Regions from separate parts of the Homo sapiens genome. Here region 2 is linked to region 1. Evidence: chromatin loops called from intact Hi-C (ENCODE). Cell type or tissue: heart right ventricle. All regions are shown on one strand. Each heading gives the region's core, and the rest is flanking DNA. Links, peaks and the distances in the headings are about the cores only. Region 1 has its middle 59 kb from the start of KDR. Region 2 has its middle 42 kb from the start of SRD5A3.

Region 1 (9,289 bases), core at 809-8,808:
TATTTTTTCTGAGTACACAATTCTGAGTCGACTGTTCTTTTCTTTCAGCACGTGAAAAATATTGTGCCAATTATTTTTGGCCTCTATAGTTTCTGATGAGGAATTTACTGTCACTCTAATTTTTTTTTCATTATGGGTATGGTTTTTCTCTGACTGCTTTCATGTTTTTTCTTTGTCTTTAGTTTTTAGAAGTTTAATTATAATGTGCGTTGGCATGGGTTACTTAGATATTTTTATATTGTGTTATGAGACTCTGGATCTTATTTAAGTTTTCTGCTTTACCTGGATTTTTCTGGTACAAGTCCAGCAGGGGAAGGAGAGGAGCTGCTTTGTTATTGCCAGGTGGAGGTACAAATCTAAGTTTCCCACTTGGCCTCTTTTGACACCTGAGGTGGAGACTCCTCATTACTGCTGAGTAGTAGGGGTAGAAATTTTGCCTTTGTACATGGTCTCCACTGACAATGCAGTGCAACTGGCTTATTGCTGTTTGGTGATGGTTGAAGTCTTGACCCCTTTTTCGGCATTCTCTGATACCACATAGCAAAGAGGAAGAGGGTTTTCTCATTACTGTTGGACTGAGGTGGAAATCCAAGCTCCCACATGGCCTCCACTGACCCTGTTGGGGCAGAGGCTTGCTGTCAGTCAGCAGGGATAGAAACCTGGCTTCCTGATTGGCTTTCTGTGATACTACCCTGGTGGGTATTGGGCCAATGTCTTAGTCCACTTGTGCAGCTATAACAAAATAACACAAACAGGCTAATTTGTAGAGAACAGAAATTTATTTTTCACAGTTCTGGAGGCTGAAAGTCCAAGATCAAGGCGCTGGCAGGTTTGATGTCTCACGAGAGAGAGGTCCGTCTGTGCTTCCAAGATGGCATCTTATTGCTGCATCTATGGAAGGGACAAATGCTGTGTCCTCACATGGCAGAAAGATGGAAGAGCAAAAAGGGCCTACCTACCTCTCTGGCCCTTTTATAAGGGATAAAAAAAGTAGAGCCCTTAGGGCTTAATTACCTTTCAAAAGTCCCATCTCTTAATACTTTGCCATGGGGATTGTTTCAATATGAATTTTGGAGGGGACACAAATATTCAAACCATAGCAGCCACTGTGTTATAGCCTCTTGAGGGTGAAGTCTAGGCTCCCCTCTCAGCCTTTGCTGGTATGTGTGGGAGTAAGGTTTTGTTTGTGGTGTTTGGTTGAAGTAGAATGGTTATTGTCTAAAGGTTTTCTGTTTTGCTAGGTTGTCCCTTTCCTGGTCTTTTGGTTAGTGAGAACAGGCTTTTGTTGAGGCATTTAAAAGTCAGAACTCATTTGCATTTCTGGATTGCTGAACTCTTTAGCTTCTTGTCTGGGATCCATAAGGCAACTTACCACCATGTCTTTCCTTGGGTCCTAAGATCCCCAGCCAGTCTGCCTTCTTCTCCCCACCTTTCAGTCTTTTTATATTTGCTTTATGCATAATGTCTGGGGTTTTTAGTTGTAGCTAGTGGGAGGAATAGGGAAAAGTACGTCTACTTCATTTTCCCAGATAGTTCATTTTATTTTTATGCGTAGGTAATGTCCTTGGCTTTTATACTTGGAGCATAGGCCAAGTTTAACCTTATCATTTGCTGTGTTAAAGGACAATGTTTGGAAGTATGGATGTGAAAAGAGAAGATACTTGAACTTTTTCTTTTGGAAAATAGCCTTTTGTGATGGCTTTTCATTCTTGTCAAGATGGGTGTTCAGAAAGAAGTAATTATTGGGAGTGGACAACTCATAGAATGTAAAGCAGGGGTGCCTAATATAGTGGAAAGTAAGCAGATCTAAGGCTTTCCCTGCACTTCTGCTAGGTGGCTGCTGCCGTGGGGACTGCCCCAATCAGCAGACTTCTTAATTAGATGGAGAGGGAGCAGTGGGGTAAGAAACCTTGCTGTCAGCTTCCCTTCTCCCTATCCCTTCCCCTCATTCCTTGTCAGGAAAAAGGAAAAGTATAATTTTTTCATTAGAGATAACAGGAATCATGTTTGGTTTGATAGTATTTATAAATATGCTTCAATAAACATTCAATTGTGCTCACTTACAGTTTTACGTAAGCTGTGGGTCAGTTTCATACTGCAACAGTTCATTCTCATCATTTGGTTGTCCTTTATCATTCTGATGTGAAAATCATGTTGAAGGGGAAATTATTCGTGCATTATAATGAGTATAACTTGCATCCTAGGGGCCTTGAAATGCAGTTTGCTAAACTAAATACAAAAGACTACAGTCTAAACATAGAATTCGCCATAGTCAAGCTCTTCCTGTGAAGGCTTAAAGAAAAAAAAACAACCTAGGGAATTGTCACACTTCCCATTGTTATTCACACGCTTGTTTGGGATCTGATAATGGCAGCTGCCAGAGCCCTGACATTTCAGCAGAGAGGGGAAGCAGGGCAAAAGTTAGAAGACTCTGGATCTGAGGAGAACTCTCAAATTCACTGTAAGCCTCAGGCTGTCTTGAAAATGTGATAATGGTTGTAGAATTTGGATAGATGATTTCTCTAGAAAAACAAATTTTATTAGATAACAGCATGCATGAACACTACAAAACACAGGATTAAAATACCACTGAATCCTACAAAGTACTTTAAATTCTCCTTCTTAACTGGTTTGCCATTCAAGTCAATAAATATTTACCAAAAAATGACCACGTTTCTGGTCCACTGGGGGCAGTTGGGGTACGAAGATGAACAAGTCCTGATCCCTGTCTTTAAGGAGCTAATAATGCAGAGGGAAAACAGAAGTGTATACAAATAACTGCTATAAAATGTGCCTAAATGAGGCTTTATGAAGAATTGCCATTTGAACTGAACCTTGAAGGATTATTTAGTGGCTGCAAGAAGCAGATATGAACTCTGGCTAATTGAAGAGAAAAAAAAATTAAAAAAACACCACCACCACCAGGGGGAATCTGTTGGGGATTGTGGAGATAGCTCCTGAATTGAAGTAAAAAGCTGTACCTTTAAGGAAACATGTTATAGATTGATGTACTAGGGATTGATGGCAATGTTTTTTTCAGAGTATGGTCTATAAGGATGAGTCAACTCCAGTGCTTTTGGGTTGGGTCACTTCTCTTAAGGTACAAATTTCAAGGGAAGAGGGACTGAGAGGTCTTACCTGGGTCATATACCCATCTCTTGGCCAATGCAATGCCAGGGGAGTCATTCCTTAAAGGAAGAGCATAAGCTCTAATTAAAAGCCCAATAGCTCTGACGTTGGGCAGCACAAACCATGGACAGGTGGAAGGAATATCTGAGCAGAGATGCAGAGGCAGAGAAATAAGAATGTTTGGGAACAGCAAAGCATCTGGTCCAGTTGTGCATAAGGTGAAGGAAAGGCGAAGTTGGGAGAGATGAGGAAGAAGAGGCAGGTTGCAAGTGGGTGATGGAAGACCTTAGCTGCTATGTTTGGAATTGAAGATAGAGTCATTGGCAGGGCTGGGGGGAGCAGATCTGGTAAGATCTATGCTTTGAGAACAGTTCTCTGGAAACAGACTTGGGTTATAAAAGGAATTATGGGGCAAGAAGGCAAAGGATGTTGCCTAGGTGAAAAGGGGTAATGAAGGCTTTTAATGATATTATACTTAACTCTGAAATGACCACAGTGAACACTTTATACATTTTACTTTTACCCAGTAGAGAAGACAAGGCATGCATTTTCCCCCCTTTTAACAGATACAATACCAGAGGCTCCAGATGCTTAAGTGTCATGCTCTAGATATCATGATGAGTAAGGAGGAGCCAGGGCTTGCCCTTGGCCGTCTTCCTAGGGGCTCTTTCTAACATGTGAGACCTTGCAGCTGGATCCAGCTGACTTTGCTTTGCTGCACCACAGGCTGTGACCCATTTCTTCACCACCAGGATGATATTCTTTTGAGGTTGCGCCCTTGAGCAAATAGCTCCAGTACATCTGAATCTTGGCTTGTGCCTGATGTGCTTATGTGGCCTGAATGCAGGTTTTCTTTTTCCCTCATGAGAGAGGATTTTCCAAAAGGAGTTTCAAAAATAATCTGTGGTGGATACTGAACATGTGCTCAGCAGCTAAGTGAAAGGACAATGATAGTGTAGCAGGAAATGGCAGTGGAGTGTTAGGAATGTTGAGCTTTGGAGTCAGGTTGCCTGAGCTAAAATCTCTGCTCTGCCTCTTACTAGCGGTGTGACCTTGGCCAAGATACTTGACTTTCTAAATCTGTTTGTCTGCAAAATGGCGATAATAATGAAGTCACCCCATAGAGTTGTGAGGATTCAATGTGATAATGCAAATAGAGACCTTGGAAGAGTACCTAGCTTATCATAAGTATTTAATAATGTTGCTGTTCTGGTTATTGTTGCTATTGTCTTACCTAAAACATGGCGGGACGTGTTTCGTATAGTTCTGTGACATTTGAGCTTCAGTGCCATCTAGTGGCCAGGACATTTCAGAGGGTGCTATTAGCCCAGGTGTTGCACCCACAGGTGATGCGAGGGCTCTTATTCTGTAGCTTAATGACTCGCTGCTAACTGATTTCAAAGGTGAGTGCTGGGTATGCAGGCCAGGACTAGGAATATTGTGTGATCTGACCTCATTACTGGTTAAGTTGCATGAAGAGAGTAACTTTGTTTTTACAGACAGAAAAGGAAATCATCATGGCCACGGGATCTCGGATGCCTTCTCTTCCTTGGCCTGGCCACACAAGGGAACTCTGTGTTTCCAAAAGGTGTAGCTCCCCCTTGGAGCACGACAGGATACAGGCCGACTTGCCAGTGTAGTGGTTAGGAATGTGATTATCTGGTCCCGTGGTTTGTGAGTCACCAGCTGAATGACTGTAGCAAGTTACTTAACTTCTGTGAAGAGTAAAAATCTGTACCTCACAGGATTTTAATGAGAATGCACATATATGCTTAGCACAGGGCCTGATGCATAGTAGGTGCTCAGTAAACATTAGTTGTACTGATTTTTCACTTTTGCAATAGATTTTTGTGTTAAAGAGGGGCCATTCATTCATTCATTTTTTTCTTCACACATTCATTCCATCATTCAATTGCTATCTGGAGAACATACTGTGTACCAGGAACTGAGTTAGATGAAGCCTTGCGTAAAACAAACACAGCTCCTCATGGTTGTGGTGAAGGGCATTACACAAGCGATGCCAGGGGAGCTGGGTGTCCCTGAGCAAGCTGTGGACTGAACAGAGGACTTTCTACAGAGTATGATTCGCATCATAAGTATTATAGATTTGTACAAATTTACATGCAAGTTTTAAAGCAGATGGGAGTTTCTTGTTCTTAAAAAATATCAGTATATTTCAATGATTTCCAGAAGATGAAAGTAAAGTGCCTTGAGGAAGGGGTGCCCTTTGCTAATTTGTCTAAAAGCACTGTGAGGTAGACATGGCGATTACATTAAAGTGTATTGGATTCATTCATTGTAGCTCTGGTGGCTCAAGTGACCACTTTTATGTATTGAGGGACTAAAGAGCGTGATGTTTATTTATGTTTAAAATAAATCTATCTATCTGTCTATCTAATTAATCTCATTAGCCCTTCCTCCAACTTTTCTCTACATTAGCCTTATGTTCCTATTTTACTTCTTTTCACAGGAATGCAGCAAGCTCACAAAGTCCTGCTTCCTTTAGAAAATCACCCTGCAATGTACATCACAAATGAGATAATTCTCCTAGACTAAGTCCTAAAGTAGTGATTTTTATAAAGGGCGTGGTAAAGGATTTTGGGGAGAGGAGAAAGTTGTGTATGCTTGGGAAATAATGTACTCAATACAATAATATATTAAGCAATGAAATATAAAGCAACATAATATTATATACATAAAATATTCTGTATTATACTGAATAATAAAAATATATATTTATTTTACAATAGTAAAGATCAACAAATTCTTCCTGCTGGTGCACCTACACAGAAGATAGACTGCTCAGAGATATGTAGAGACATTCCCACACAGAAAAACCTACTGAAATCTAGCTGAGACAGTGGAGTAGGATCTTTCCATGTATCAAAATGGAACAAAGGTTAAAGAAAAAAGGGGTCAAAAAACTCAAAGGCTGGAAAATATCTGCGTAAGGCTTCAAACATCTCTTGAATGGACATTGCTTGGGGATTCCCTGATAATAGCAATAATGGTGATGGTGATGGCCTTGCTTTCGTGCCAGGCCTCAAATCCTCCTCACCACATGGAGGAGGAGGTAGGTACAAATGTTTGGTAGTGAGGCTGCCACGACTCCTTCTTTAGCAAAGCTCAATGACTTTTCTGGAATCAGTTAAATTTTTTCTTTCTGGGCCCTGCATCCCTGCTTGGGTGCTGTTTCTTGAGCTTCCTGAATAGCAAGCTCCTTCCTTGATCCTCCTTGGCAGCCTGTTTCATGAATTAGTTTTCCTTCATTTAGCTGCGTTCTTCAGACCCCAGAGGACAGTTGAAAGGTTAATTTTATAACACTTAATACTAGTACGAATCCTCAGGGTCAGGATCTTTTTACCAAAATACCACTTCTTTTATATTTCCTTTCCAGCCTTCATTGTTCAGTAGTTCTGCAGAAGTGATTTCTGCTTGAACACTGCTGGTAGGGAAAAGCACAGAATATTTCCTACATAGTTGTTTTTTGCTTTAATAACATTTGGCTTAAGAATGTCTTTTTGCCTCTTAAAAGTAGGATATTTTTCATTTTGTTCTGTGGATTTGGTTTATGGCTACTGGTCAAATTTTGTCTAAAAGTTACTATTACTGAATGTATTTCCAGAGGATCCTAGGCTAAGGTGACATAAATTTTATAATCTTTTTAGTCAGTTAAGTTAGGGAAAAAATCTTGGTAGAATTGGAATAAAATTATTTAAGTGTTGGCCCTTAGCTTTCAGTCTCCAAAGCATGACAATTGACTAAAATCTCGCTCTCATTTACACCCTAAATAGGCAACTTCATTGTGTCAGATGCCATGATAGATCTATCTTGAATCTGTGACTCCTGTTTCTTGATTCTGTGATATATCATCTCTTTATTCTATGAAGGCTGGGGTTTTAAAGGACTTTACCTTAAATCTCCTTTTTTTGTAGTGTGTGTGTGTGAATGGTCCTTCTTCTGATGGCTTGCACAGGAAGCCTAAGGCGTAATCAGACTATAAAACCCCTGACCAGAAAGGAGATGGTAAGTTCAGCTACACACTAAGAAGATAACAGGCAGCTATTTACTAGCCAGAAAGATAAGGGAATGAGTTTGATTCCTCATTAAAAGCTTCATGGTTTAAGTCTTAAAAAAAAAAAAAAGCCTTGGGTCTTTGCTTATTAAGTTACATAAACAAGGTGAAGTGTCATGGAGGGTTGTTGGGGGAGGAATGGAAACTCTTGGTGTGACCTATAATTAGAAAATTTCCAAACAGAGAATAAAAACAGAGACTGTATGCCACTTCCTGACCCCACTCACCCATACAGGCTAAGCCATTGGTGGGAGACAGATAAGAAAACACCAAGGAAGGAAACTTGAGCCAGGCTGCTTGTTCGCTCTGATGACGACTCAGCCTGGGATGGGAGGATTGAATATTCCCTTACAGTTGAAACGATCCTGAAGGCATCTTAAGAAGGAATAGCATTACTTCCATAAACCACAATCAACCAATAACATGAGGGTATTCCATGCTGTCCCTCTATAAGGACCTTCCATACTGTGTTGCTAATGAAATAGCTGGAGATAGTTAATTAATTACAATAGAGAAAAAGGCCTGGGTTGGTATACTGGCTCTTGTCCACGACTTCTGGAATTTTGGGCAGGTTGCCTCACCCTCCAGCCTCGCTGGCTGGTCTGTAGGGGAAAATGATGGCTGCACATCTGTTAGGGTAGTAAAGATTCAACGCGATGAGGCATGTGAAAACACTTAGAAATCTGCAAAGATCCTTTACAAATGCTGGCTGTTGTTATGTTAAACATGTCTTTGTACAGTGTGTAATGGTCTTCCCTACTTACAATAACATCAGGAATCTAAAGCAGACTATGGTTTTTCTCACTAGTAGACAATCCCTCTGTGAGGGGTGTAGTCATTGGTAGCAAGAGTTTATAGAGGTCACCACCCCCTCTGCTGTGACTCACAGACCCCATGCACCAATCAAGGTGCAATCCTGAGGCTCCACCAGGTTTCCCAAGGCCAAACTCGATGCTAGCACGGAGCAGACTGTGGTGTGATTTCTAGTGTAAGGCAGGGAGTCAGAATTCTGCTCTCCCACTTACTTGTTTTGTGACTTTCGGCAAATAAGTTCATTTTTCTGAGTCTCCATTTCTTCTTATGCATGTGCCTTCCTCCTATCCATTCACATATATCCCAAAATGAAATGTGAATATTGACCCTGCTGGTTTATTGATAGGTTACATGAGTGAAGACATTGGTGAACTGTTTGAGGACAGGGATTTCCTCCCAAGCATATTACACAGTGGCTTGCATATAGTAAGTGCTCAATTAATACTGATTTAATAAAAATATGTTTAAAAACCCTAGCATTGTGACAGGCACATCATACACATAGCTGCTGGTTTGAATTTTGGTTCTATATCTTCAATACCTTTTTTCCCCTCTTAAATAAAGATGTCACTAATCAATGGAATTACCTTAAACCATGACCCTTTACCTCTCTGGGTCTTGTTCTTCACCATAAAGGAAGCTAGAGCAGTTGGTCTCTCATGTTTCCTCTATGTGATAAAGATTGACTGTTTTCAAAAACCAAATCTACCTTCAAATTAGGCCATTTTTGCCTCTATTGAGTATGTTGCTAAACTAACCTGAGAGCTTAGTTTAAAAGCAGTTGGTGTAAAAAAGAAACTCCTTCAAGTTTTAACTGACTTCAACTTTTGCATGAAAAATGGCTATTTCACCCTGGAAGGTCCTGGGTTCTCCATGTCCCATTCAACTTGTATACCTCCCACTCTCAAAAGTGTTGAGGTTTAGAAAAGAAATGATTTGGTCACCCAACTGCAAATGATGAGGGAACCCAGCTGCCTGGCAAATGAGCAGTCCCTTAGGTCTTCCGGCAGAAACTGAGGCACGGCCTCTCTCATTCTGCAATGGCCAAAGCTGCTGCCTTGGAACCTGCTGTTGGAGTCTGGGGACCCAGAAAAAGTGCAGCATATATGGAGGAATCTAGAACCACATCATATGAGAAATGATGTTAGGAACGCAGGATGTTTGGCCTGGAGAAAGTTCAGTGACGACATGATAGCTGACTTTAAATGTTTTAAAAACTAAGACTCTTCCAAGTGACACTAAAAGGCCAAACTGGGGCCAGTTGGAGACCTA
Region 2 (9,289 bases), core at 351-8,350, 120 kb before region 1:
GTGTCCTAGGCCTTCACATCCAGTTGCCACTCACTGAGTTGCTCAAAGCAGCTTCCCCTCTTGCAAGCTCCATTCATGGTAAGTGCCCTATATAAGTGTACTCTTATAGAAAATTTATGTATTAAAAAGAAAACTTTTATACTGTACTTTTACCATACTTTTTCTTTTTTTTTTTTTTTTGAGATGAAGTCTTGCTCTTGTTGCCCAGGCTGGAGTGCAGTGGCATGATCTCGGTTCACTGCAGCCTCCGCTTCCCAGGTTCAAGTGATTCTCCTGCCTTAGCCTCCCGAGTAGCTGGGATTACAGGTGCCTGCCACATGGCTGGCTAATTTTTGTATTTTTAGTAGAGATGGGGTTTCACCATGCTGGCCAAGCTGGTCTCAAACTCCTGAATTTAGGCAATCTGCCCACCTCGGCCTCCCAAAGTGCTGGAATTACAGGCATGAGCCATCGCGCCTGGCTACTGTATTTTTTCTATGTTTAAATATATAAATATTTGCCATTGTGTTACAGTTGCCTACAGTATTCAGTACAGTAACATGCTGTACAGGTTTGTAGCCCAGGAGCATTAGGCTATACCAAACAGGCTAGCTGTGTAGTAGGCTATACCATCTAAGTTTGTGTAAGTACCCTCTATGATGTTTGCACAATGATGAAACTGCCTAATGATGAATTTCTCAGAAAATATTCCCGTTGTTAAACGACACATGACTGTACTATAAATGAATGATGTCATACACAACTTTGGATTTGTTGGTTTGTTAGAACTCAGATTAGATAATCTCATTAATATATTTTAGGCAAATATGCTTTAGGACCCCATCTGTTTATGCAGAGCAATGGGGGATTTTTGTGGATATATGTGATTGCTTGAAGATAGTTGAAAGACTAGAAGATGGAAAACCACTGTGAATTTTACTTGTAACTACTCCTTTTGGCTACTGGAAACTCCCAATTCTGATAGTTTCAACTGAAAGCAACAGGAGGAAAAAACAAAATAAAACATAAGAGAGACCCAGAAGAGGGGCACCTTGGTTATAGAAGGATAAGCATTTGCCAGGTGAAACAGACAGCCCCAAATAATAGTGGCTTCAATAAGTTAGTTTACTTTTTGTCTCCTGTAACTGTTCCAGTGTAATAGTCCAGCACTTGTTTGGTGGCCTCAGGGACCAGGCTCCTTTCATTTTGTCCTCATCGACATAGTCCAGGATGGCTCACTCATCTGGCTGGTGGGAAGGGGAAAATGAGAAAGAAGACAGTTATAGGCCGGGCGCGGTGGCTCATGCCTGTAATCCCAGCACTTTGGGAGGCCGAGGCAGGCAGATCACTTGAGGTCAGGAGTTCGAGACCAGCCTGGCCAACATGGCGAAACCCCATCTCTACTAAAAATACAAAAATTATCTGGGCGTGGTAGCATGCACCTGTAATCCCAGCTACTCAGGAGGTTGAGGCAGGAGAATTGCTTCAACCCCAGAGGCAGTGAGCCAAGATGGTGCCACTGCACTGCAGCCTGGGCGACAGAACAAGACTCCATCTCAAAAAAAAAAAAAAAAAAAAAAAAGACAATTGTCTGCTCTTCAGGAAGTTGTAGGCATCTGTATTAAGCTGTTCTTGCCTTACTATAAGGAAATACCTGAGACCGGGTAACTTATAAGAAAAGAGGTTTAATTGGCTCTTGGTTCTGCAGTCTGTACAGGAAGCCTAGCGCTGGCATCCGCTTTGGGGGAGGCCTCAGGAAATTTACAATCATGGTGGAAGTTGAAGAAGGACCAGGTATCTCACACGATGGGGGCAAGAGAGAGAGAGGGTGGTGGGGGAAGGTGCCACATGCTTAAACAACCAGATCTGTGAGAACTCACTGACTATCTCAAGGACAGCACTAAGCCATGAGGGATCCACCCCCCTGACCCAAACACCTCCCACCAGGCTCCACTTCCAACCTTGTGGATTACAGTTCTGCATGAGACTTGGTGGGGACATATATTCAAACTACATTAGCTCCACTTCAGCTCAAATTACATTGGTTACAAAATGGTCCTATGGCCACACCAAGCTGCATGGGAGACTGGGAAATGTAGCTTTATCAGGGGTTCTAGTTCCATAGGAGAAGAGAACAGATACTGAAGCATGACTAGCTGTCTCTGCCACATGGGGGTTTTAATACAAAAAGTGAACCTGCAAAGATCCAAGGTGGTGGATGAAGGAGATGTGAGAGAGAGAAAGGACGGCTTCTAGAGCAGTGCAAGTGTCTGGAGTGTGCATCGCATTTGCCTGGGTATCACCCTTCCTCCATCTTACTTTGGCTCAGTTCTGTTCCAAACTAGATACTTGCCCCCAGTTCCGCCTGTGCTTTCTTGCCTACTTGTTGGTATCATTCCTCTACCCACTACGCCCTTCTGTTTTGATGTCTTTTTCATTCAACAAGAATTTGGGGCCAGGTACAGTGGTTCACATCTGTAATTCCAGGACTTTGGAAGGCTGTTGAGGGAGCATTGCTTGAGCTCAGGAGCTCCAGACCAACCTAGGTCCTCCCTTTTCTCTCTACAAGAAAAGAGAAAAATTAGCTGGAGGCAGTGGCATGCACCTGTAGTCCCAACTATTTAGGAGGCTGAGGCAGGAGGATCCCTTGAGCCTAGGAGGTCAAGGCTACAGTGAGCCGTGATTGTGCCTTTGCACTCCAGCCTGGGTGACAGAGTGAGACCCTGTCTTCCCTGCCCCAAAAAACTAGGAAAGTGCAGGAGATGCTAAGTTACACCCTTATCGAGGAGCTTACAGTCTGGTGGCTGAGACAGACACATAGACAATGAAGTACAATTAGGATGGCTCATACTCTGATGGAAGCCTGTGCAGAGTATTGTGGGGGCTCCAGGGAAAGTGGGTCCTTTTCTAAGTAGGATGAAATTGAAGAATGATGTAGAAAGGTTTCATAGAGAGGTGGTATTAGTACGAAAACTGGATCTTGAAGAGTGAGAACGTGCTCGTCACACTGCTAGGGCATAGTGAGGGGAAGAAACAGAATGAAGCATAGAAAAGCATCCTCCCTGTGTGTGACAGTTAGAAGATAATAGAAGACCAATTTAACTCGGCTTGTGCATAAAGAGTGAATTTATTGGATCCTATAACTCAAAAATCAGAGAGGGTGGGAAATACAGATTCAGCTGGATTCAAGCATTCCATGGATGTTGTTTGGCCCAAATTTCTTGCCTTCTCTTAACACTACTTTCTACTCTGTTGACTTCATTTAGGCATGTTCTTCCCAGGAGGTAGTGGGGATGGCCACAAACACTCAATATTAAATGTAGGCTCTGAGATGCCCCAGCAGAATGATAGTTTATTTTCTTCTAATGGTTCAGGTTAAAGCTTCTAGTTATCTCTGATTGAACTGACTTGAATCCTATGCCCAGTCCTGAAAGTGAGTATGGCCAGGCAGCCCTAAGCAAACCACAGAAACTGAAGGTGCATTGGCTGCTGTTTCCTGAAGGGAAATGGGTGATATCTGCAGAAGAAGGAAAAGCAGATGTTGGGCAGGCAAGAACGACAGATGAACATGACAGTCTGCTTAGGGAGCTTCTAGTAATCCAGGATGGATAGAGCAAGAGACCAGGTGATGAGAGCTTTGGATGCTACTGGGCAGAGTGTGGACTTTATTTGGTGGGCAAGAGGGTGCCACTGGAGGGTTTAAATCAGGAATAACATGGTTCTTTGACATATTATTACTAATTGAAGTCCACACGAGGCTTCACTGTATATGTTGTACATTCTATGGGTTTTGAAAAATGGGTAACAGCATGTATCCACCCTTATACTTCATACAGAATAGTTTAACTGGCTGGGCATGGTGGACCATGCCTGTAATCCCAGCACTTTGGGAGGCCAAGGGGGGTGGGTCACATGAGGTCAGGAGTTTGAGGCCAGCCTGGCCAACATGGCAAAACCCCATCTCTACTAAAAATACAAAAATTAGCTGGGTGTGGTGGCATGTGCCTGTAATCCCAGCTACTCAAGAGGCTGAGTTAGGAGAGTGGCTTGAACCCAGGAGGCGGAGATGGCAGTGAGTTGAGATCATGCCATTGCACTCCAGCCTGCGAGACAGAGTGAGACTCCGTCTCAAAAAAAAAAAAAAAAAAAGTTTGACTGCCCTAAAAATCCCTTGTTCTCTACCTAGTTATTCCATCCCCTCAAGCCCTCGGCAACCAATGGTCTTTTTGCTCTCTCCCAAGTTTTTGCCTTTACCAGAATGACATATAGTTGGAATAATACAGTATGTAGCCTTTTCAGATTGGCTTCTTTCACTCAGTAATATGCATTTAAGTTTCCTTCGTGTCTTTTTATGGCTTGAGAGATCATTTCTTTTTATCGCTGAGAAATATTCCACTATATGGATGTATCACAGTTTGTTTATGCATTCTTCTATTGAAGGACATCTTAGTTGTTTCCACATGTTGGCAATTATGGATAAAGCTGCTACATATGTGCATGTGCAGGTTTTTGGGTCGAAATAAGCTTTCAACTCCTTTGAGTAAATACCAAGGAGTAGTGCTGGGTCAAGCATGGTCCTTTGCATAACCCTCTTTTATTTGCAATATACTTTCACATTCATTAATTTACCCAATTTTCACAGGAGCTCTCTGAGTTAAGTGAAGCATGTGTTTTTATTCCTACATAACAGGTGGGAAACTGAGGATCCAAGAATTTAAGTAAGACATACAAATTCACATAGTTGGTGAGTGTGTAACCACAACACTTAATCCAGCCTCTTCATACAGCCTGAAGTTTACAATAAAGCAATTAGCTGTAGCCAGAATAATTCTCATGATCTCATCCTACACCTCTCAAACAATGAGACCAGGCCAGTCTTAGAAAAATGGGGAAGTAGCAAGGTCCTTTCACTGTCTTCCTGGGTCCACACCCAGAGTCTGTCTTTCAGACGTCCTCTGGCTTTTTCTCCAGGATCAAAAGCACCCTCACTACTACCCTGGAGACTGCCCAGAAACAGGCCAGATAACTCGATGAAGTCATTCGAGTAATTGTTATTATTAATGACTCAGAGTGCTGCCCCTCCCAGATGAAATATGCATTTCATAGTAGTTTAAAGACTTATCTCAAAAGAGTGAAAAAATGTGGCAATTTTTAGCACCCTGGCAGGACTTGGAGGGTGGAGACAGATGAAGTGAGGTCTCTCAGTGCTCCTGAAATTATACCTCATATTTGGTTCAAACAATATGTCATACCTATAGGTAACGGGTATGATGGGTTAACTTCCTGACATTGCCATGGCATTTATTCTTTCATTTCATTCCAAGTTGCAGAAATTACCCCCAGAGAATTAGAAGAAGGTATCAATGGGCAAAATGACTTAAGTACAGTTACATTTCCTTTCAGTACCTAGGCCTTAATTTCCCCTTCAGTTATATATATATATGCACATATTTTAAATGAAAGCAAGTTTATTAAGAAAGCAAAGGAATAAAGAATGGCTACTCCATAGGTAGAGCAGTGACATGGGCTGCTCAATTGTGTATACTTATAGTTACTTTTTTTTTTTTTGGAAACATAAAATTTTATTAAAAACATATAACAAACAAAAATTACTAAAGGAAAGCCATAGGACTTGTTGCTGAGACATAGTGAGAAAAATGGTTGTTAGTCAGAAAAATTATTGTTGAATGAGGTGTGAACAATCTCTTTTCTTTTTCATTATACTTTAAGTTCTAGGGTACATGTACACAACATGCAGGTTTTTTACATAGGTATACATGTGCCATGTTGGTTTGCTGCACACATCAACTTGTCAATTACATTAGGTATTTCCTTGAATGCTATCCCTCCCCCAGCCCCTCACGCCCCAACAGGCGCTGGTGTGTGATGATCCCTGCCCTGTGTCCATGTGTTCTTGTTGTTCAACTCCCACCTATGAGTGAGAACATGCGGTGTTTGGTTTTCTGTCCTTGTGATAGTTTGCTTAGAATGATGGTTTCCAGCTTCATCCATGTCCTTGCAAAGGATATGAACTCACCCTTTTTTATGGCTGCATAGTATTCCATGGTATATATGTGCCAGGTTTTCTTAATTCAGTTTATCATTGATGGACATTTGGGTTGGTTCCAAGTCTTTGCTATTTTGAATAGTGCTGTAATAAACATACGTGTGCATGTGTCTTTATCGTAGAAAGATTTATAATACTTTGGGTATATACCCAGTAATGGAATCACTGGGTCAAATGGTATTTCTAGTTCTAGATCCTTGAGGAATCACCACACTGTCTTCCACAGTGGTTGAACTAATTAACACTTCCACCAACAGTGTATTTCTCCACATCCTCTCCAGCATCTGTTGTTTCCTGACTTTTTAATGATTGCCATTCTAACTGGTGTGAGATGGTATCTCATTGTGGTTTTGATTTGCATTTCTCTGATGACCAGTGATGATGGGCATTTTTTCATATGTCTGTTGGCTGCATAAATGTCTTCTTTTGAGAAGTATCTGTTCATATCCTTTGCCCACTTTTTGATGGGGTTGTTTGTTTTTTTTCTTGTAAATTTATTTAAGTTCTTTGTAGATTCTGGATATTACCTCTTTGTCAGATGGGTAGATTGCAAAAATTTTCTCCCATTCTGTAGGCTGCCTCTTCACTCTGATGGTAGTTTCTTTTGCTGTGCAGAAGCTCTTTAGTTTAATTAGATCCCATTTGTCTATTTTGGCTTTTGTTGCCATTGCTCTTGGTGCTTTAGTCATGAAGTCTTTGCCCATGCCTATGTCCTGAATGGTATTGCCTAGGTTTTCTTCTAGGGTTTTCATGGTGTTAGGTCTCACATTTAAGTCTTTAATCCATCTTGAGTTAATTTTTGTATATGGTGTAAGGAAGGGATCCAGTTTCAGCTTTCTACATATGGCTAGCCAGTTTTCCCAGCACCTTTTATTAAATAGGGAATCCTTTCCCCATTGCTTGTTTTTGTCAGGTTTGTCAAAGATCAGATGGTTGTAGATGTGTGGTGTTATTTCTGAGGGCTCTGTTCTGTTCCATTGATCTATATACCTGTTTTGGTACCAGTACCATGCTGTTTTGGTTACTGTAGCCTTGTAGTATAGCTTAAAGCTAGGTAGCATGATGCCTCCAGCTTTGTTCTTTAGGCTTAGGATTGTCTTGGCAATTGCAGGCTCTTTTTTGGTTCCATATGAACTTTAAAGTAGTTTTTTCCAATTCTGTGAAGAAAGTCATTGGTAGCTTCATGGGGATAGCATTGAATCTATAAATTACCTTGGGCAGTGTGGCCATTTTCATGATATTGATTCTTCCTATCCATGAGGATGGAATGTTCTTCCGTTTGTTTGTGTCCTCTTTTATTTCATTGAGCAGTGGTTTGTAGTTCTCCTTGAAGAGGTCCTTCACATCCCTTGTAAGTTGGATTCCTAGATATTTTATTCTCTTTGTAGTAATTGCTAATGGGAGTTCACTCATGATTTGTCTCTCTGTTTTTCTATTATTGGTGTATAGGAATGCTTGTGATTTTTGCACATTGATTTTGTATCCTGAGACTTTGCTGAAGTTGATCCTCAGCTTAAGGAGATTTTGGGCTGAGCCGATGGGGTTTTCTAAATATACAACCATGTATCTGCAAACAGGGACAATTTGACTTCCTCTTTTCCTAATTGAATACCCTTTATTTCTTTCTCTTGCTTGATTGCCCTAGCCAGAACTTCCAACACTATGTTGAATAGAAGTGGTGAGAGAGGGCATCCTTGTCTTGTGCCAGTTTTCAAAGGGAATGCTTCCAGTTTTTGTTCATTCGGTATGATATTGGCTGTGGGTTTGTCATAAATAGCTGTCATTATTTTGAGATATGTCCCATCAATACCTAGTTTATTGACAGTTCTTTGCATGAAGGGCTATTGAATTTTGTCAAAGGCCTTTTCTGCATCTATTGAGATAATCATGCGGTTTTTGTCATTGGTTCGGTTTATGTGATGGATTATGTTTATTGATTTGCATACATTGAACCAGCTTTGCCTCCCAGGGATGAAGCCGAGCTGATTGTGGTGGATAAGCTTTTTGATGTGCTGCTGGATTCAGTTTGCCAGTATTTTATTGAGGATTTTTGCATCGATGTTCATCAGGGATATTGGTCTAAAATTCTCTTTTTTTGTTGTGTCTCTATCAGGCTTTGGTATCAGGATGATGTTGGCCTCATAAAATGAGTTAGGGAGGATTCCCTCTTTTTCTATTAATTGAAATAGTTTCAGAAGGAATGGTACCAGCTCCTCTTTGTACTTCTGGTAGAATTTGGTTGTGAATCCATCTGGTCCTGGACTTTTTTTGGGTGGTAGGCTATTCATTATTGACTCAATTTCAGAACCTGTTATTGATCTATTCAGAGATTCAGCTTCTTCCTGATTTAGTCTTGGGAGGGTGTATGTGTCCAGAATTTATCCATTTCTTCTAGATTTTCTAGTTTATTTGTGTAGAGGTGTTTATAGTATTCTCTGATGGGAGTTTGTATTTCTGTGGTATTGGTGGTGATATCCCCTTTATCATTTTTTATTGCGTCTATTTGATTCTTCTCTCCTTTCTTCTTTATTAGTCTTGCTAGCGGTCTATCAGTTTTGTTGATCTTTTCAAAAAACCAGCTCCTGGATTCACTGATTTTTTGAAGGGATTTTTGTGTCTCTATCTCCTTCAATTCTTCTCTGATCTTATTTATTTCTTGCTTTTTGCTAGCTTTTGAATGTGTTTGCTCTTGCTTCTTTAGTTCTTTTAATTGTGATGTTAGGGTGTCAATTTTAGACCTTTCCTGCTTTCTCTTGTGGGTATTTTGTGCTATAAATTTCCCTCTATACACTGCTTTAAATGTGTCCCAGAGATTCTGGTACATTGTGTCTTTGTTCTCATTGGTTTCAAAGAACATCTTTATTTCTGCCTTCATTTCATTATTTACCCAGTAGTCAGTCATTCAGGAGTGGTCGTTCAGTTTCCATGTAGTTGTGCAGTTTTGAGTGAGTTTATTAATCCTGAGTTCTAATTTGATTGCACTGTGGTCTGAGAGAGTTTGTTGTTATTTCTGTTCTTTTCCATTTGCTGAGGAGTGTTTTACTACCAAGTATGTGGTCAGTTCTAGAATAAGTGTGATGTGGTGCTGAGAAGAGTGTATATTCTTTTGATTTGAGGTGGATAGTTCTGTAGATGTCTATTAGGTCTGCTTGGTGCAGAGCTGAGTTCAAGTCCTGGATATCCTTGTTAACCTTCTGTCTTGTTGATCTGTCTAATATTGACAGTGGGGTATTAAAGTCTGCC

The links. Peaks named below come from ENCODE experiments on the same cell type or tissue, not always from the same donor. Only the 100,000 strongest peaks of a DNase experiment are listed, where the experiment ranks them.
Region 2: a loop joins it to region 1, with 7 times the contacts of the local background. A loop is called at or near these places in 12 of 110 quality-filtered maps.

What each region holds. Positions count from the first base shown.
Region 1 is chr4:55,179,939-55,189,227 of GRCh38, reverse strand. No RefSeq gene overlaps it. Among named protein-coding and RNA genes, the nearest start is that of KDR, 59 kb to the right of the region's middle. In heart right ventricle, for the core only: CTCF peaks have their summits at 2,704, 2,909 (motif pointing right) and 4,424 (motif pointing left); a DNase peak (open chromatin) is centred at 3,851; H3K27ac peaks cover 4,785 bases.
Region 2 is chr4:55,299,683-55,308,971 of GRCh38, reverse strand. No RefSeq gene overlaps it. Among named protein-coding and RNA genes, the nearest start is that of SRD5A3, 42 kb to the left of the region's middle. In heart right ventricle, for the core only: no CTCF peak of the experiment used is centred there; no DNase peak of the experiment used is centred there; H3K27ac peaks cover 1,210 bases.